2 separate regions of the Homo sapiens genome follow, and region 2 is linked to region 1. Evidence: read pairs that join two places in POLR2A ChIA-PET (ENCODE). Cell type or tissue: Caco-2. All regions are shown on one strand. Links, peaks and the distances in the headings refer to the core of each region. The heading gives the core; the rest is flanking DNA.

Region 1 (10,352 bases), core at 1,626-9,625:
GACCTGCTGGGCTAACATAGCGAAACCCCGTCTCTACTAAATATACAAAAATTAGTGGGACGTGGTGGCACACGCCAGTAATCCCAGCTACTCGGGAGGCTGAGGCAGGAGAATCACTTGAACCTGGGAGGCGGAGGTTGCAATGAGCTGAGTGGCGCCACTGCACTCCCACCTGAGCGACAGAGACTCCATCTCAAAAAGAAAAAAAGAAATATTGTCGTTCTTAATTTCTTTCAGTTGATCAGTAATAACAAATTTCTCAGGGACAGAGACAATAACCATTAGCAGTTGTCAAAAACCATGTATTGCAATTTAGATTATATATCTCCAATGCTTAAATTCTGATTAAACCAATTCATGTTGCAGTTCTTATTTGATAAGATTAACAAGGCCAAGTACAATGGCTCACACCCAGCACTTTGAGAGGCCAAGGCAGGAGAATTGCTCGAGCCCAAGAGTTCAAGACCAGCCTGGGCAACATGGCAAAATTCCGTCTCTACCCCAAAAACCACCAAAATTAGCTCGATGTGGTGGCACACATCTGTAATCCCAGCTACTTGGGATGCTGAGGTGAGAGGATGGCTTGAGCCAGGAGGGCCGAGGCTTCAGTGAACCATGATCACACCACTGGACTCCAGCCTGGGTGACAAAACAATACCCTGTCTCAAAAAAAAAAAAAAAAAAAAGTGAACTACATAAGAATAAAAGAAAGCTGGCGGGGCATGGTGGCTCACGCCTGTAATCCCAGCACTTAGGGAGGCTGAGGTGGGCAGATCACAAGGTCAGGAGTTCGAGACCATCCTGGCTAACATGGTGAAACCCCATCTCTACTAAAAGTAAAAAAAAAATTAGCCAGGCGTGGTGGTGGGCGCCTGTAGTCCCAGCTACTCAGGAGGCTGAGGTAGGAGGATTGCTTGAACTGGGGAGGTGGAGGTTGCAGTGAGCCGAGATTGCGCCACTGCACTCCAGCCTGGGCAACAGGGCGAGCCTCCCTCTCAAAAAAAAAAAAAAAAAAGAATAAAAGAAAACATTACATTTATTTATTTATTTATTTTTGTCTTTATTTTCTTTTTTTGAGACGGAGTCTCGCTCTGTCTCCCAGGCTGGAGTGCAGTGGCTTGATCTTGGCTCACTGCAACCTCCGCCTCCTGGGTTCAAGCAATTTTCCTGCCTCAGCCTCCCAAGTAGCTGGGACTACAGGAACGTGCCACCACACCCAGCTAATTTTTGTATTTTTAGTAGAGACGGGGTTTCACCATGTTGGTGAGGATCATCTTGATCTCTTGACCTCATGATCCGCCCGCCTTGGCCTCCCAAAGTGTTGGGATTACTGGCGTGAGCCACCGTGCCAGGCCTAAATTACATTTAAAATAACCAAAATAACAGTGACTCTGACCCAAGGAGGTAATTACATATATAAAATTTAATATTCCCACCAATTTTTACATAAAGCTGTATGAATTTCACACCTAACAAACTGCAAAAATTCATCTACATTTATTTGTAAGATGATTTTAAGCTCCAGGAATTTCATGCAGTTAGAAGTTGGCTTTCTGCAGAAGATAGAATAATGCTAATGAGTGAATATTAAGTATAAGACACTAACACTGTAGAGGTAAATACGTAATTATATACATTTCCAAAAGTGGGACAAATCACACATTAAGTTATGTAATAATTCAAGGACTTGTAAGAGACAAGAAGATGTACTTGATAGTCTTTGGCTAATTACTTTTAATTAATATGTCTATATTATTGAAACATATGAGAATATTTTAAAATTAAGCATGCAAAAATATTCAATCAAGGAAAAATATGGATCATTAAAGCTAGTAGAAAGCCACCATTGGAAAGACAAGAGGTTTTACTTTTTTAACCATAAAAGCTAAGTCCAGACATTCATAATTATATCAATTAATTGGCCATTTTGGCAAAATTATATAAATTGTCTACACACACTTCTCAGAGTACATAACTGCCAGTGCTATTTTCTCTTTGGTCAAGTCTATACTAGCTATCAAAATGAAGTGGATAATTAAGACCATTATTCTGATAACTTAGATCAAATATTAAGGTAAAAATAGAATTTTTTGTTTGTTTGGATTGAAATGTAAATGTTCTGTTTGTGTTCTGTAAGCATGTGCAAATGGTTTTGTTTCTTCAATTGTTTTTAAAATCTGGTTATACAGCAATTTCTTAATTAGAATCTCAGGTTCTAAAATTCCCAAGATGCCTAGGTAATACAACAGTATTTTAGAATTTTGTATACCAGTACTGGCTTAAATCTCATTTCCTAAGTTTGTAGACAACACTGATAAAACTTATGGATATTCTGAATACAAAAATAAAATAAAACCATTGGAATGTATTTAAAAACTCAACAATAAGAATATTCTTTATGGTTATGTAGAATACCCTTTAATCAGGATAGGCACGCTTTAGTACTTAGGAATAAAGTGCAGTGATGTTTACCACTTACTTGAAATAGATAAAAGAGGTAAGTTTATGTATGTGTATGAACAAACAAATAATCATATCTGACATCTACCTATCTATTCAGATATAGTAGATCCATATATGTCTGTCTGTCTAGCTATCCATCTACTTAGAAAAATCTAAGCAATTGTCACAAAATGTTAAAAGCTGATGAACCTAAGTGAAGGGAATATGGGTGTTCTTTGAAATTAAATGTTTCATTGTACCATTATTTTCTGTAGGTTTAAATTTTTTGAAAATAAAAAGTTGGAGAAAATGTACATTTTAACCTTTACATAAAGTAACTAATAAATGTTCAGTAACCACCAAATCCCCATGAATATGATACCCCTGAGACTGAAAATTCTGCAGTACCTCATTTCTTAAAATCATACTGTGAAATCTATACTAAAAGATTCTTTCCAATAGGCCTTAAGTGAGCACTTTAAAATATTCCCAAGGTTTCCCATGCAGGGTATAGTTAAAGAGCATTCCACTTGAGATCCTTGCCTGAAAGGCCCTATAGAATTGCAAAGTATCATTATTAAGCAAATGTTCCTGGGCCCTTGGGTGGTTCACTTAAAACACATTTCCCTGTATTGAATATTCAATGCCAAAAGCACACTGTTCAGTGTTAAGATTTGCAATTTAAACCCAGTTGGGAGAAGTAAAAGGTTCTTGTAATTTGCCTATACTGTATTGCATTGATGTGGTAGCTTTCATTGATAATTAAGTTCCAAAAATATGAGTTAGATTGTGTGAACAATGGAGGAAAGCTAACCTTTCTATTATAGCTTTAGCTCTTGACTTCTCGTATTTAAGATTACAGATGCTCCATTAAATCGATTTTGTGTTTAATCTCCTCTTGAAAAAGAGTGAATGCAAGTCCCCAACGTTCTTCCCTTTGAGAGAACCCAAGTATTCGACAATGAAAACTACAAGGCTCAAACTGGATGATTAACACCGCCCACTGGGGATAAGAAAAGTTTAGTGTGCCTCTTTTTAGGTAGTTTTCCCTTAACTAATTCACTGGATTGGAATGTCAAAATATATTTCTCATTAGATTTTCAAAAATTTTTTGAAAAAAAAAAAACAGATTTGAAAGGACAGGGGTGCATTTTAAATGATTCAATTCATTATATTATTTTAAATACATAGATATGCTTTTTAAAAAACAATTGTAAATTTGTGGCTTTTAAAAATTTTATTTAAATCTCCTCTCTGCCTATCATTTAGTTCTTTTCTCTGCTTTAAAATATTTTAGGTCCTTCAGTAAAATATAAAACAATGGAAACATGCTGAACGTAGGATAGAATATTTCGATCGAAATATCAAAAATTTATAAAGAGAAGGTGGGAGGTTGTCATTGTGTCGAAATGAAACTGTTTGGTTCTTTTTTGAATTTGTGCTGGGAAAGACCCATCGCCCTGGTTCTGGCTCTTCAGGGGAAATGGAAACTGGACTGTGGCTTTCTCTGCCTGGCATCTATCTAAACAGCCTTGCTTTCTCCAGCACCAGCAGCGTGAGGGTTCCACTCTAGCATATGGTCAAACTTCTATCGAGAAGATCCAGTACGTATTCAATGCAGAGCTTACCTTCAAAAGAGATAAAACTACCTTGGCAATGAGAGCACTAGCACTGTCTTTGGGATCCCTGCGGGAGATCCTCTCCCCACTTCTACAGTTAGCGGGTGGTGGGGAATGAATGGCATAGCAGTGATTCTCCTAGTGTGGTACCCGGTTCAGCAGCATGAGCGTCACCTGAGAATTTAGGAATACAAATGACTGGGCCCCACCGCAGTCCTACTGAAGCAGAAACTCTGCGGACGAGCCCAGCCATCTGCGTTTTAACTAGCCCTTTGCGTGATTCTGATGTATAGTCGCTGACATAAAAACGAGAATATAAATTTTCTAAAAGATCTTTAAAGTCCAGTTAAGACCTGAAAGGGGACGCTAGCGAAGCAGTAGGTCACTATTGCCCGGGTGGGGTGGGTCCCAAGCCGCCTGACCTGTCCGCGACCCCCTCCCGAACACACGCCCCTGCGCTGGCGCTTCCCACCCCGCCGCCCGCTGGCCTTCGCCCCAGGCCGCGCAGGCTGCCCAGCAGGTGTCAGGTCGGCGGCCCGGGGCGAGGCGGGCCCTCCCGCGGCCGCGCGTGCCGGCTACAGCCCCTCCCGCCCGGCCTGCCCCTTTGTCCGCCCCGAGGGCGGCACCTTCCCGCCCGCGGGGTGTGCGAGCCCTCGGGGGGTGGGAGAGGAGGAGGGACAGGGAGGGAAGGAGGAGGAGCGGGGCGGGCGGCTGAGTGCAGGGGTGGGGAGCCGCCGTCGCGCACCCGACTCCCGTCCCTCCGGGTCAGCGGAGAGGGGCTTTGTGACCGGCCCAGGAGTCCCAGCAAGACAACCGCCCCGGGGCGGGGTGGCGCCTCCCCCTTGGCGGGAGCCGGCGCAGCCTTCCCGCCCGGGGAGCCGCGGTGGCGAGCGGCGTACGGGCCGGGCAGAGCACGGAGCTGGCGGCGGAGCTCGGCGGGAGAGCACGGCTAAGCGGAGGGGAGGGCCGGAGGGTGGGGCGGGGCGGGGCTGGGCCGGGCTGCCACGGAGCCCGGCGCCTGCGCCTCCGCCTCCCGCGCCCGCGGCCGCCGCAGCCCGGGCCTTGCGGGCCGGCGAGCAGGCGGGGACGCGTGTGTGCCCTGGCCGGCGACCTGCGCCGGGTGCCGGGAGGTGCGCAGAGGCGCGGGCTGGACCTGGGACGGCAGGCTGTCTCTCGGGTGCGGGGTGGGAGGGGTGAGGAGGAAGGAAAGGGAGGGGTTGAAAGGCCAGGAAGAAAGGGGAGTGCAAATATTGTGACTGCTGGGGACTGAGACTGTCTGTGGCGCAGTCGGTGGAGATCTGCACTCCAAGCTGGCGGTAGGCTGCGGAGAAGTCCGACTGCCCCTCGTCTGGAACTGTCGCTCTTCCCTCTGACTGCTGCACAGACAACCGTCACTCATTGCTTTTAGATCCTGCGACTGGTGGGGAAAGCTGCCCACTACTCGCCATTTATTCTAGATTCCCCAAGGGCAGGATCTTAATTAAGCTGACTGTTTTCTGAAGAAGCTTCAGCTCCGAGAATCCCTGGGACGTTGCCAACACTGGGGGTGAAGGTGAAGGGGAACCTGTCCTTTTCCTGCTGTGTTCCCCGCCTTACCCCTCGGCCATTGCCTTTCGTTTACTTCTCCAGTCTCCTGTCCTCGTATCTTAGATGGGTCAAAGCATTAAAACGGGACAAACCTGTATGGCAACGCATCCCAGGTATACGTGAAACCGGAAGCAGGAGCACTTCCGAAGTTCGTTGGACCATCGCGGGGAAGCGCAGCTCCTCAAGGCTCCGTGGGTTGGTGGCAGCCTCGGGGGCCCTGCCCATGAGCCGAGCGTGGTGGATGCCGATGCATTAAGTGATCTGGAGACACTCGGTCCTCGAGGTTCTTCCTCCAACTGAGTTATTATATAGACTGGGACGTGCCAGGCCTTTCAAAAGTCAATCAGCATCGGCTTGTAATTTCCTTCCTCAGACTTCTAAACCTACAATCTTCCCACCCATTTCTAAGCATTTTGGAATTTCTGTTCCCAAATCTTGACTGAGGAAGCTAAAGGGAAGGAAATTCAGATCACCGTAGCTTAAGTTAGAAAAAAGAATAGTTTTTTTTACTTAAATGGTAAATCAACAGCAAATCACCTAATAAAAAATATTTATGAATATCTGCGGCTTATTTTTGAAGTTTTAAATTCTATATATCAATTACCCTGTTTTCAGTTAAATTTGTTAAAGTTGATTAAAACACTGAAATCGAGTCAGTCAATAAAATCAATAGTGCAAGTTTCTTCTAGTAAAAAAGATCCTCTTTTGGTTTGACTATGGCTCGTACTAATTTGCTGCGCACCTATTAGTTTCATTTGGTTAAGTATGTCAAAATTTTTGAAATCACTTTCGTTATCTAGGCTTAGAGGACGTCTTGAAACTAAGCAGAAAAATAATCAAAGTGGATTTATTAGTTTTTCCCTTTTTAGCTATAGTTTCAAATAAACTGACATTGGGTATTACTAGTCAAATCGTTTCACTTTGCAAATGGGTTTCCCCAGTTTCAGAAGAGAGGAAGTTATGCCTAGGTTAGAATACTACTAGAAAACTACTGAAGCACTATCTACAGAAAAACTCAAGAACTTTCTGTCGTTAATAGCTGCCCTTTTGAAGGTAAAGGGCATTCCATTTCAGGGCTGTAAATGCCAAGTGTAGACTCCAAAGTAGTGGGTTTTGGTTTTCCAATGTTTGCTTTCTTCAGTGTTGATCAAAGACCAATATGTTTGCCCTATGAGGCCCCACTGAAAAATGTTTTTAGAGCAATTACAGACATAACAATAATCAATCTGTTCAGCTTATTTCTTTTACCTTAAGAAATCTTGCCCCCTCCCCCCCAAAAAGAAAAGAATGAAAGAAATATTTTAATAAAGGAGAGAGAAAGAGGTACTATATTGGCGATTGAGGGTTAAGTGCAAGCACTCCAAGAGAAAAAAAGGTTGATCTTCACTCCTCGGCTCTTTCTAAGACCAGCACTCGTGGCCCTTGTTTTGAATTAAAATGGGCAGCCTCCTTTAGTAGCCAGCAGGGTCCTTGTTATTTAAGATGGAGAATCTTCAGGGCCATGGTGGGGGGAGGGAGCGATGCAAAGTGTTTAGGGGAAATTAAGCTGCAGGGAAAAAAAATTCAGCAAGTGGGAAGGTTCGGATGAAGATCTTGTGGAAAATTATCTGAACAACCTTTATTACTTTTCCAGAATTCATAAGCAGGAATCAAGATCTTATTTCCTCTTAAAAAATAACCTCTGCTCAGAACAAGAGTTGGTACTCATCAAGTCTTAAATAAAAACATGCCCTCTGTTCCATCTAGAAGGGTGTTTCTGTCTGGGATTGGAAGTGGGGACTTGGCACCTAATAATGTAGACACCCTTGAACCGAGTGATTAGCGCATCAAACCAAGTTTCCGACAGTTGATACGGATATTTTATTTCCAGCACCTTCTAAAGTGGAGCCGGTTTCTCCTCAGTGGGTCCCCCTCCCTGTAGGCCTACACTCAACAGCCCTAAACTCAGGGCAGGGGGAGCCTAAGGCGGCCAATGCCTCTCTATTTAAAGGGGGTGAGGGGCTGCATGGACTTGACACCATAAGCAGGAGTAAACCCATTTGTAGCCAAGGTTGATGAAATAAATAATTCGGGTTCCCAGGCTGGGCGTAGTGGCTCACGCCTGTAATCCCAACACTTTAGGAGGCTGAGGCGGGTGGATCACCTGAGGTCAGGAGTTCAAGACCAGCCTGGCCAACATGGTGTCACCCCGTCTCTACTAAAAACACAAAAAATTAGCCGGACATGGTGGCGGGCGCCTGTAATCCCAGCTACTGGGGAGGCTGAAGCAGAAGAATCTCTTGAACCCAGGAGGCAGAGGTTGCAGTGAGCCGAGATCGTGCCATTGCACTCCAGCCTGGGCAACAAGAGCAAAACTCTGTCTCAAAAATAATAATGATAATAATAATAATTAGGGTTCCTTCAGTTTTCATCTAGAACTCTCCAGTCAGCAGCAAAACCGTCGATGTTTTCTTAGCAGGAGAAAACTGCGAATGTGCGGCCCACTGGGACAAGATCTTTGTGAAGTCCTGCAAAACCCCTGAACTCAGTCGTGAAAAATGTTTCAAAAATGAGCGGGGCCAAAGCTTTCGATGGGTAGGGATGAGCTGGCAGGGGTGGTGGGAGAGTGGCAACCCATGACTCAGACCTCTGTGGGGGGCGGGATTCACCCTGACAGTTGTGATGCACCAAGTAAAACCTGAATTCACAAGGCACCCTTTGCTGTGACCAATACAGACGTCCAGTTTAATTACCACGGAAGCTGTCCTGGCTGATTCAATTTGACATAGACGTATGACCCACCTCGTTTACTAGAGAAAGACGGGCTCAAGAGAGACCCATTTCCCTTGGGCGGCACAGGAAAGCGGTGGAGTTGTGGGCAGGCGACAACTTCACGTGTGTGTGTGTGTGTGTATGTGTGTGTGTGTCTGTCTATATAGGTGTCGGTGCATATATTCTTTTTCCAAACATCTTTGGAAGTTGTTTTCGCACTTGTAATTTACAAACCAAGTAAATTTCAAAGAGCTTATACTGCTTTCAGACACCTAAATGCACCTTCAGCTTTCCTCCCAAATTAGATTGCAGCTTTACTTTTATTTTTCTTTGCTAAGAAATATGAGAACTCACCATCTGAACCCCCGTATAGGGCACAATCACTCAAGAGAAGTGAGTTAGTTAGAAAATATAATTAAGGTAGATTTTAAATAAAAAAGTTAAAGTGAAGCATACACAAAAATATCCCAATGTACTTTGTAAACGCATTCAGGAACTCAAATATCTGCTGGCACTAGCAGGTCCTCACAAGAATTCTTTGCTCTAGTATCCTTCAAAATGGCTCCTGATATCCCCACTTCTTAAGAAAATAAAAGTCAGCAAAAGCCTGCACCCAAATTTTGGTTGGGATTCAATATTCTAAGCAAAATATGCTCAACAGATGATAGTAGAGATGAAGCCAGAAAACAACTCCAGCTATTTAAACTGCCAAATGAGACATAAAGCTGCATTGTAAAAATCATCTGGAAAACAGGTTTTCCCATTGAAGTCGCTATGTGTTAATTACTGTGAGCTGGAAGGCTGGAGATCGAACGCCTGGAAGCCGACTTTCACCCCGCATACGTAAACGGAAAAAGTGCTGAACCGCAGCCAGAGGGCTCCTGCTCGGACTCATTGCCATGCATGCCTAGACATTAATATGTGTTCATGGAGGGCTCTTACAGTACGAGGTGTTATTTCCTTATAAAGAAACACCAGGTCTCGCTTTCCATTCTTCTTACAAAATTATTCGCATTATTTATGCTACATTGAGCGATCTAATTTCTTCGTGATAGTCAGCTAATTGCTCTGGCAGGTAATTAGAAGCGGTTTACAACGCAAAGGGCTTTTGCATTGCCCCTCGGATTATTAAGTTGCGCTGTAAATTATACCACTTTTGCTGGGGAAAAATTCTTTTGAGCAAGTTCTCTTCCTGCGATCCGAGATGAAATCGGCTCCCCCACTCATATACACCCCTCCCTAGCCACCCCCACTGCCACCACACCCCCTGCTTTTCCTGGACTCAGAGTCGAATGATTCTAAAGCACGCGATTTTGTTCGTGTTCACTGGGCCGAAATAACGTGGCCATTATGGCCTGAAATGGGCCAGGTTTGAAGCGAGCTTCCTGCGCGCCTGCAATATCCAGCAGGCATGTGGGAAAAGAACGGCTTAAATGGGGACATCTGTTCAGTGCTGCTCATCTTACTCTTAGAGCCAGGTCAGGTTAAGAGAATAACCTGTTCGCCACCTTTTTTCTTGTTAATAAGACTATTAGAAAAAACCGAGCACACACACACAAACAACACTAATTGAGCTGCCATATAAGCAAAGAATCACACACACACAAAGGTAGCAGCTGAGTTACAAGAGGAACAGTAAAAATTAACCATTGAGCTATTTCAGGGGACATCCACAAAACTTCTGTCAAAATAAAATAAAATTAAAAAAAACTTATGTAGACTCAAAAATATTCTCTACACAAATGGACTTGTGCAAGAGACTTTGAGAACTCAAGAAAGCATGGCTAATTTTCAGATTTTCATTTTAATAAAACTGACCTGAAAGTAAACTCCAATGAACAATTTTTTAGGCTTTCAAGTGCTCGAAGACGCCACACTTTCTGGTCATTGGTGTTATTTTGGGTAGTGTTATCTCTAAGAATCTGTTGACAAACCCAAAGTGGGAGCATGCTA
Region 2 (10,352 bases), core at 1,662-9,661, 160 kb before region 1:
TTGTTTTCTATGGATAAAAATGAAAAATAGCTACTCTATTCAAATGAGGAGATCTGTATTAAAACATTTGAAAATGTGCCATAAAATTCAGGAAACTTTTAATATTATCATCAAAAAGAAAAAAATCCCTCAAAAGGTATTTTTCAAGCCAGGATGAAATCACATTGCAATTCATCGTCTCTTGGTCAATTATTACAAAGTACTTTTCAAGCTAGAATGAACAAAATTTGAAGGTTTTGCATGTGTTTAAAACAATGTAAATTGCTTAGTTTCTGTAAGCAATTCCACAAAATTAAGCAGAAAATTAAGAAGGAAGAATTTTCTACATTCTTCATTCTTGATAAACCTAGAAACCAGTGTAGAAGACCATAGAGGATGTCGTAGAAAAGCAGAGAGGGAAGTGGGGAGGAAGTCAGACTCACAGCCTAGACAGCTCCAGAGCATCTCTCAGCCCCCGAGCAGGGTTGCACAGCAAATGCAGATCCAGAAAAAGCTGGAGCCAATCCTAGACCAGCAGGATCCATGGTATCCCTCAGGGATCATTCATTTGGTGAAATTAGACAATTCTGAATGCTTCAGGAACGCTTGCTGGCTCTGTGGAGAGGAGTTAGGCCATTCTTTACTTTAGTGGAATGCTGGTGAACATTCCCAAGAACACCTCATACCTGCAAGATACCTTACATCTCTAAACCAGCCTCTAGTGGCCCCTAACTAGCCTGTGGTGGCTGTCTCCGGGCAGCTGGAGATGGCCATGGGGCCCTGTAATTCACTAGAGCTTAGTCAAAATGGTCACATTCCCCTGGAGGCGTATCACTATGTTTCAATAGCTCTGATCTGAGTCGAATTCTATTTACTCAACAAACCTTTTTGAGCACCTATTATGGACTATGCTTTATGGGGGATATATATATATATATATATATATATAATCATTGTCGCTCTCTTCAAAGAGCTTACAGTCTAGTATAAAAGATAAGGGGTACCCTATAGCAAACAAATATTTAAATAAAAGTTTATAAAAGACAAGTGCCATAAAAGAAATGAAAACACCATGGTTGGTAGAAGAGGTAGATAATGCATGTGAAACCATAGTACAGAACGCAATGGTTTTGATAAACTTTGCCCTTTCCTTTAAACCAAGTTGATAGTGGTATGGAATATTTGATGTTTGAGATCATACTTAAATGTTTAATTCGGTAAGCTTTGGATAGACAGGGGAAGTACTTCGAGGTGAAAGGAAAAGCATAAGAAGGAAGGAAGAAACAGAAGGAGGGAGGAAAGAACCTCGCCTAGGTTAGACAGCTCAAGTCCAGTTTGGTTGGAGTGCTGTAACAAGAGCATTCAGAATTCTAAACGAGATCGTGCTTGAGTTCACCTAAAAATCCTGCATGCTCTGGGTAAATGAGTTTCCCTGTTTATAACTTCATGCATCAAGCATTTCATAAAGCATGTCCTCAATTACTAAATTTTGCGTACATTGTAATTATACCTCATGTATGCTTGGGAATAACAATCCTGTACTTGAATTATCTTGAAAGGATGATACAAAGTTAGAAAAAGGCTGGTTTTTCATTCTTCCTTGGTCAAATCACACTCTAATAAAACCTAATGTTGTAATTTTATATATTCTTAATCTTTCAGGTTGAGTCTGAATTTGGCCCCAGGCCCTCTAGCTCTTTCAGGAAAGGCTGTTACTGAACAAATGAAGATTTAACCAGCTCAAGCATCAAACCGCACATTCCAGTTTGCTAAAAAGGTAAACAGTTCAAACAGGAAGTTATGATATGTACCCATCCACAGGTCAATGAAAGTTTTTATTTACATTGGAAAACCTTGTGTACACTGGACTAATAAACCCAATAAAATCAGATCTTTTGGTGTCAGTTGCCTCCTGTAGCTGTCTATAGTCAGTTGTCTGGACACTGCAGAACACTGAGCTTCTTTTTCTTTTGAATACCTGATCTTACAGTAACATGCCATTCTACAGCACACTGCGACATTTCAAAATCACCTGAGCGCTATCCCTATTTAAAACAAATGAAACAAAGATCAATTCCTCAGAAGCTGTAGATTACCCTTCAGTCACCACAAGATGATGACTCCAGGATCCTAAGACTTTCAGAGAACGATCTTGAGCCAAGATTAACAAATGTCATAGACCTAACAGATCTAACAGCCTTGCTGCTGTTGAACTACTTCATATATCGGTTCCCAAGTTTGGTGGGAATAAAAATATTGCACAGATGGGACTGTAACTGACCGTAGCCTGCTCCATTGTGTGTCCAACTATCTCTAATTACAGCAGCCCATGAAAGGAAGAGATTTGAAAGGGCAGGTGACAGGAGAGGAGAGGAACCTGTTTGACTTAAACAGCGCAGGATCCCTCACCATCAGGCCTGATGTACATCAGCCTGACAGCTAATTAGGGTAGACATGAATTTTTCCAATGTAACAGATGTTCGCTAATCAGGCCAGATTTGGAGCCCTTGCGCCAGCAACATTTCATGCACAATTTAACTATCTAAAAGGAATAAACTACTTAATGCATTGTACTGAAGGCACAGCTGTTTCACAATCAGAAAATTTGCTGTCAAAGATGTTCTCTTTAAAACTGACATGTTTTTATATAACTCTGATGGGGTGTTTATAATGTATTAATAGTTGTCAGCAAGAGCTGCTGTCATCATCAAGAAGTAAAATATTTCTGAAGGTATATTAAAATGAACAGGCTCCTTTCTCTTTTCCCCAAATCCATTCAGATAATTTAACTAGGTTGAATGTGGTCTGCTGGGTTCCAAAATGTATTTGAAACAAAGAACATCAATGTATGCTTTCAATTTATTCTAAATTTAAGACAAAAACCATGCCTTGCTTTTGGTTTAAAGGTTTAAAACAATCATAGTTCCACATTGGTTTACAAAGCTGGATTTTAAAAATCATTTTACTTTTATGCAAATTCACGAGGGGAACATCATTTCCACACCAAAAATGTTTTATTGGGTAAAATGAAGGTTTGACATCTTTATAAACACAAGCTAATTTGGTAAGGATGAAAAAGGATTTCTCTCTCTCTCTCTCTCTGCCTTTCTCTCTTTCTGTGTCTTTTCATTCTCCCTTGCACTTCATGTACAAAATGACCCTCTATTATAAGAAAAGACTTTTGCTAAATACGAACTTGAAACTTTGGTATTTTTTGACAGTTTAGTCTTGCATTTTTGTTGCTTGTATTTTTAAAATAGTAACACAAAACAATAATTACTACCCTACGAATATTGAAAAGTTTACATCGTTTAAAAATAGAAATTTGTAAGTCTTAAAACTCTGTGTTTGAAGTAGATGTTCAATATTATAAGCTGATGACTTCAAATTCTACAGTAAAGCAGGTTGTAGGGCTTTGTAATCTAGATCGTCTACATAATTTAGCAATTTGCTTATTCTGGTAACTATCAATTTTTTTCCCACAATTTTATGCTACATAATTTGTTTGCATTATTTTTCAACTAATAATGTTAAAAGTATAAATTATGCTTTTTCTGGCAAGAAAAATGGTAGGTAATGTAGTTTCTCTGGAGACTAGGTTACCATGACCCTCCTTTTCACGAGCTGGCCCAAGTGATTTGTGACCCCTGAGAGGTACTATGTTGAATTGATTTGCACCAGTAGCTCAGATCTTCTGGTAAATTCAAAGACACTAACATATTTTAAACCCAGTCTCACTTAAAGAACCATTTTCAGAATTAATAAGGAAGTCTGGGACTCTCTGCTATGGCTCATGAGCATTCTGATGTCACGACTTTTCCACTAAAAACTGGCTATAGACCAATTGTATAAAGAGTCATATTTTCAGAGGATGACAAACCATGCCACATCTAGAAAAGAGTTTTCCCATCTGTATTCCAAAGCAAATCAGTCCTGAGAGATAGTAAAAATTATTTTCACCAGAAGACTTAAAATGAAATGTCTTGATTCGCTCACTCCCTCTTTGGATATCCTATGTCAGTAGGTTGTTTGCCATCTTCAATGCCCATATCTCGAAAATACTTATCTTTGAATCTTCAAGACAATTTCATAACCATCAGTAGTTCTTTAATATAGGCATGTTCTGAACTAAACTGTAGATAAAGCTTTTAAAAAGAGTAAAGCTCCATATTATCACCCACTTCATCATTAAGTAATTCAACTTTGGATACCAATATTTTATAGGACAATGCAATTCTTAAAAGGTTATCTATAGATTGAGATTTCAATTAGAATTAAATCCATACCCTTTGCTACAAGCTAAACAACTCCACATTATCTGGCCTCTCCTACCTTCCAGCAGCATTGTATGCCCATTACCTCCCTGCTCACTGCAATCTAACCAACACTGATCCACTCTCTGAAACGTGAACACACCAAAGTCTTTCTCTTCTTAGGGCTTTTGACATACTTCTCTAGGCCTACAGTGTTCTTCCTTTGCTCTTGGCATGTCTGACTCCTTATTTTCACTCAAGATTCAGCATACAAACTTACAGTTAGAGAAGAAATAAGTTCTAATGCTTCATAGAAGAATAGTGACCATAGTTAGCAACAATATTTGTATATTTCAAACTAGAAGAGAGGACTTAAAATGTTATCAGCCCATAGAAATGATAGATACTCGAGGTGATAGATACTCCAAATAGCCTGACTTGATCATTACACAGTCTATGCATGAAGAAAATCCTCACATGTACCCCAAAAATATGTAAAATATTATATATCCATAAAATTAAAACTAAAAATTTAATTTATTTTCTGTCTTCTCACCTCCTTAAACCTTCTAGAACTGTGATGTCCAGGACAGTAATGACATGCTGTTACTTAAGTTTAAATTAATTAAAACAAAAATTAAATACAATTGCAAATTCCATTCCTCAGTTTTTCTCAATAGCACAGATATAAAACACTTTTGTCTCACAGAAAGTTCTGTTGAACAGTGCTGATCTAGAATATAATCTTTGAGAGCAAAAGAAAGCTCTGACTTTTTACCTCCATTTCTTTTTTTTATTATTTTTTATTTTATTTTTATTTTTTATTTTTTTTTAGACAGAGTCTTGCTCTGTCACCCAGGCTAGAGTGCAGTGGAGCAATGTCGGCTCACTGCAACCTCTGCCTCCCAGTTTTAAGCGATTCTCCTGCCTCTGCTTCCCAAGTACCTGTGATTACAGGTGTGTGCCACCACACCCAGCTAATTTTTGTATTTTTAATAGAGACAGGGTTTCACCATGTTGACCAGGCTGGTCTCAAACTCCTGACCTCAAGTGATCCACCCGCCTCAGCCTCCCAAAGTGCTGGGATTACAGGCATGAGCCACTGTGCCCGGCCTCTTTTTACCTCCTTTCTATGGGCCTAGAATAGCAACTAGCCCATAGTAGTTCTCAATTTGTTAAGTCGATGGATGGATGGATGGATGGATGGATGGATGGATGGATGGATACATGGATGGACACGTGGATGGATGGATAAGTAGGTGGATGAGTGATAATGAATGGAAGAGTGAACTTTCATTTATACATAATTATTGAGAAGTGTGATATTCCAGCTAATGTAATACTCTGGTTTCTATTCAACCTTCTATTCCTAATATTAATTATTTTAATAGGATAAGATAAAGTATATTCATCACTAAAGTGTATCTCATAAAATTTAACCTTTTTTGAAGCACTCAAGGAAGAGATTTCCATGTTAACCTGAAATAGAACCACAGGACCATAAAAATCCCTTTAGAATCCAAGAAGCCTTAGTTAGGCTTTAGATCATGAGTAGGCTAATAGCAGAAAGAGCAGGAGTTTGGACTCTGGTAAACACAGGCTCAAATCCTAACTCTGATTCCAACTAGCTTGCTTTTTGTTTATTTTTGTTTGGAGAGTTTCCCTAGGCAATAAGAACCCCATTTCCTACATGTGTAAAATGGAAAAGGAGTACCAACTTCACAGGGTTATTCTGAGGATTAAATGTCTTGTGAATGTTTGGCTTATCGTAGGCTCATAATAATTGGTAGCTATTATTATAAATCTTGCAGAATTAGTGGCATGTTAGCAAATAGACTTTTTTTAAGAGACAAGGGTCTTGTTATGTTGCCCAAGCTGGAGTGTAGTGGCTATTCACAGGCATGATCACAGCACACTGCTACCTCAAATTCCTGGAGTAAAGGGACCCTCCTGCTTTGGCCTGCCACGTAACTGGGATAACAGCTGTGCACTACCACACCTGGCTCTGGCAAGTAGATCTCTGAAAATCCTGATCTATTTCTTGTCACTCCTTCCCTGGCCTTCTTGCTTTACCCATAAACACCGTGATTCCCAGACTCTCAGAGGCTTGTCATAGACACACAGCATGGGAATGTGAGGATGTAAAGTGCGAGGGGTGTGGAGGAATGTTGTGGGCAGAGAGGAACAGGCCAAACACAGAAAGAGCTGTTTTCCCAATAGCTCCTGGCACAGACTGTCTCATATTTAAAATTTTTAAAAAACCAAAATCCTTGGAAGTATGAAACATTTCTAAGATTCTGTAAGTGCACAGTTCACACACCATATCTATGTTATCACTTAATTTAGAGAGCTACCATCAAGCTTAGGAAGCAGAAAAGATGAACCCTAACAGATTAACAGGGAGAAGGTCTTAGTTGTATGTTTTCTTCTGGTAATTTTTAAAAAGGTAATTTTATATCATCAGAGACAGTGAAAGTCCACAATCCTTATTACAGTTTCCCATAGAAAGAGGGTTTATGGAGGGTCGGTCTACAGTGATCAGAATCAATTTTTTTGGTAAGCCTGTGAAAACAAAACAAAATCGAGAGACAGTACAAACTTGGGAAGGACTAAATTTTAAATCAGAATATGAGTAAAAAATTAGAGCTTTAGTTATTATTTACCTGATTGTTTACATTTCCAAAAGGGTAGAGAGTTGTTTTCTGTTTTTTCTTTTGAGTCTCTGTGTTACCTTAGAGCTTCATCTTCTTCCAGGCCAGGAAGAGTATAATTCTGCCTTAAAGCCCTGATTATTCACCTGTAAAGCACCCTTGATTACTGGAGGTATTTGGAAGTTAAAAAACATGGAATGTTAAATATTTCTTTGAATAGGAAATTAGGATTCCCTTTCTTCCTAAGGAGAGTAGCCTCCTTTTTTGCTTTCCCCCCGCCCCCCCCTTGAGACTTAAGGCAAAAATAAGCAGAATGATCTGTGTTACAACTCTTTGGAATTGGTCAGTGTTAACAGAGACTCAATTTTATTGCTAAATCACATTTAAAAGTTGTGAATTTTTTTATATGAACATTTATGTGATGTGGGTCCAGGAACTGTGAGAAAACAATTTTCTAGAGTAAAAATTCAAGCACTTCCTAGCCCACCACAGAGAAAAACTTATGTGAAGAATAAGAATATTTACTGATTAAATAACAATTTAAGGGAAGAACTGTGCCTTAAAAAGAACATACTGAGGGCTATTCTGGGGGAGTTTTTTATGAGATATCTGCAAGAAAGCATAATATGGCTAAAGGCCCTAAAGGGAAAAATTTCTTTTTTTATGGTTTATAGATGGTAAGAAAGGATGATTTTTAAAAATGCTTTGCCACCATTTAACAAAAAGCCTTGTATTGAGAGAGATGCAGAGCTGTGGTCATGGAACTTTTGACCTTCACTGCTCAGAACAGCTTGGCTGGGCCCACTTACAGCAGGAATGACATTTTTTGCTTGTTTGGTTCATATGTAGGTCTGCTAGTTGCTGTTATCAATGTACTTTCATTTACAAGATTTAACATCTCTCTATATACCTTTTTCTCTCTATCTCTCTTTCTTTCCCACTCTTCTGTTTTCTGGCAACAGTCAACAGTGATTATTCATGTTAAAATGAGAGTCTTGAAACTAAATCAAATTGAGCATTAACAAGAGATGCTGCATGAAAATAAACAAGAGAGAAAGAAAAAAAAATGCTAGGCTAGAAGTCTCAGACACGGTTTCTGTGTGACCCTAGATTGTTCTCTTCACAACTTTAGGTTTGGCTTCCTTGAATGTCAAACAGATCTCAATATGCAACTCTAATGTTGTAGTTCTACTCTAGAGGATCTTTGGGATATTTCTTAGTCATGACCCTTAGTTACATCAGTTTGAACAGCCTCTTGTTATTCACATTTCCCTGATAATGAGTCTCCTCCCTTCCCTTCCTGGTTATCCTTCAGCTGAGTAGTTTCCTTGTACAACCCTGGATCCTGTCTACCTGCCCCTTTGCATGTAGGTGCTAATTTTGGCATCTCATTCTCCCATCTCATTTCCTTCAAGTCACTTCTTTTTCCGTTTTAATCCTCTTCCCATGGTTATTTCCCGGTGTTTGTTCCAGGAATACTTAGCTCCATCTTTAAAGCAAATGCATTCTTTGTTTCTTTTTTTTTTTTTTCTTTGAGACAGAGTGTCGCTCTGTCGCCCAGGCTGGAGTGCAGTGGCGTGATCTCGGCTCACTGCAAGCTCCGCCTCCTGGGTTCACGCCATTCTCCTGCCTCAGCCTCCCTCAGTAGCTGGGACTACAGGTGCCGGCCACCTCGCCTGGCTAATTTTTTTTATTTTTAGTAGAGACGGGGTTTCACGGGTTTCACCGTGTTAGCCAGGATGGTCTCGATCTCCTAACCTCGTGATCCGCCCACCTCGGCCTCCCAAAGTGCAGGATTACAGGCGTGAGCCACCACGCCCGGCCAAAGCAAATGCATTCTGACCTTGAATGAGAACTGAATTATTTCAATGTTCTGGACCTTCCTTCCACTCCTGGCAGGTATCCGGCCACCTCTTTGACCACAGAGTAGAGAATACATCAAAAATACCATTCTCCCTGTGATTGTCAGTTCTCCCCTGTATTTCAACACATGCTGAACGCTATGGGCAAGGCTTGCTTAGTGATTTTACTCGTGGATGAAATCTTACAAACAAAAGCCACAGGCAAAAGAAAAAATAAGCCAGTGCAAAACCCCACTGCTTGCAATTAATAAATGGCTAATCATTGAAGTAGTGCAAAGATAGAGGCAGATGCTTTTAAAAAATTATTAGATGATTAATACATCTTCATAATTCAAACATCAAACATTAAAACAGGTATGGTGAGAGCACTTGCTTCTACTACTGTTCCCATTTGTCAGTTTCCACAGCCTTTCACAGTACAATTTTTATTAGTTTCTTTGTATAATTCCAGAGTTTCCTTGTGCAATACAGAATATGCACTTATATTTTCTCCCTTGAAGAGGTAGCACATTATGCACACTGTTCAGTACATTGCTTTTTTTCACTACACGTACCTCAGAACTTTAGCCATGTTGATACATGGAGAGTTCATTCCATTTTTTAAAATTCTCTTACATGTTATTCCATCACATAGATATACCATTATTAATTTAACCAGTCCACTGTTGGTGGACATTTGGGTTGATACCAATCTTTTCCTATAAAAAATAATGCTACAGTCAATGACCTTGAACATATATGACTTTACATGTGTGCAAGTTTATCTGTAGGAAAAACCTCCATAAGTGGGATTGCTTGGTCAAAGAATATATGCATTAGTCATTTTGAAAGATAATGTTAAACTTTCTTCCATAGATGCATTAATTTACACTACTATCAGCAATATATTAAATTACCTATTTCCTAGTCTTTTTTTTTTTTTCTTTTTTGAGACAAGGTCCAGCTTTGTAGCCCAGGCTGGACTGAAGCGGCATGAATGACCTCACTGAAGCCTCCACCTCCTGGGCTTAAGCAATCCTCCCACCTCAACCTCCAGAGTAGCTGGGATTACAGATGTGCACCACCACGCCTGGCTAATTTATTTCTATTTTTTTGTAGAGATGAGTCTCACCATGTTGCCCAGGCTGGACTTGAACTCACCGGCTCAAGCATCCTTCCACCTCAGCCTCCCAAAAAGCTGGGACTGCAGGTGGGAGCCACAGCACCTGGCCTCCCACCATCTTGAAAACAAAATGCTGGTAAGTTTCTGTTTGGGAAAATCTGGAATTTTGATTACATACTTTTTTAAATTATGGTATCTTTATGTGGTTTTAATTTACTTTTATATTGAGTGAGGTTATGTACTTTTTCATATGTTTAAGAGCCATTTATTTTTATAAACTCTATTCAAATTCTTTTTTATTATAGTTTTAAACTATGTTGTAGAACTTCTTTACACATTAGAGCAATTAGCTATTTGGTTGACATGAAATAATTTTCCTAGTTTTTTGTTTTTCGCTGAATTTTTGTGTTGATTTTGTTTCAACTTAGATGTTTTAAAAGTTATTTTTCTATACATTTACCTTAATTTCCTATTATAATCTTTGGACTTCAGTCATAATTTAAAA

What was found. Peaks named below come from ENCODE experiments on the same cell type or tissue, not always from the same donor. Only the 100,000 strongest peaks of a DNase experiment are listed, where the experiment ranks them.
Region 2: POLR2A ChIA-PET joins it to region 1 with 6 read pairs; 2 of 35 experiments call an interaction of 5 or more read pairs at or near these places.

Annotation. Positions count from the first base shown.
Region 1 is chr7:20,792,824-20,803,175 of GRCh38, reverse strand. No RefSeq gene overlaps it. Among named protein-coding and RNA genes, the nearest start is that of SP8, 11 kb to the right of the region's middle. RefSeq lists enhancers at 2,400-3,952, 6,641-7,349, 8,893-10,167 and silencers at 4,699-4,828, 4,919-5,148, 5,199-5,258. In Caco-2, for the core only: no CTCF peak of the experiment used is centred there; DNase peaks (open chromatin) are centred at 4,745, 5,265 and 5,754; H3K4me3 peaks cover 2,126 bases.
Region 2 is chr7:20,950,922-20,961,273 of GRCh38, reverse strand. The region is part of intron 2 of LINC01162 (long intergenic non-protein coding RNA 1162); the gene reads right to left. Among named protein-coding and RNA genes, the nearest start is that of LINC01162, 120 kb to the right of the region's middle. RefSeq lists an enhancer at 1,791-3,225. In Caco-2, for the core only: no CTCF peak of the experiment used is centred there; no DNase peak of the experiment used is centred there.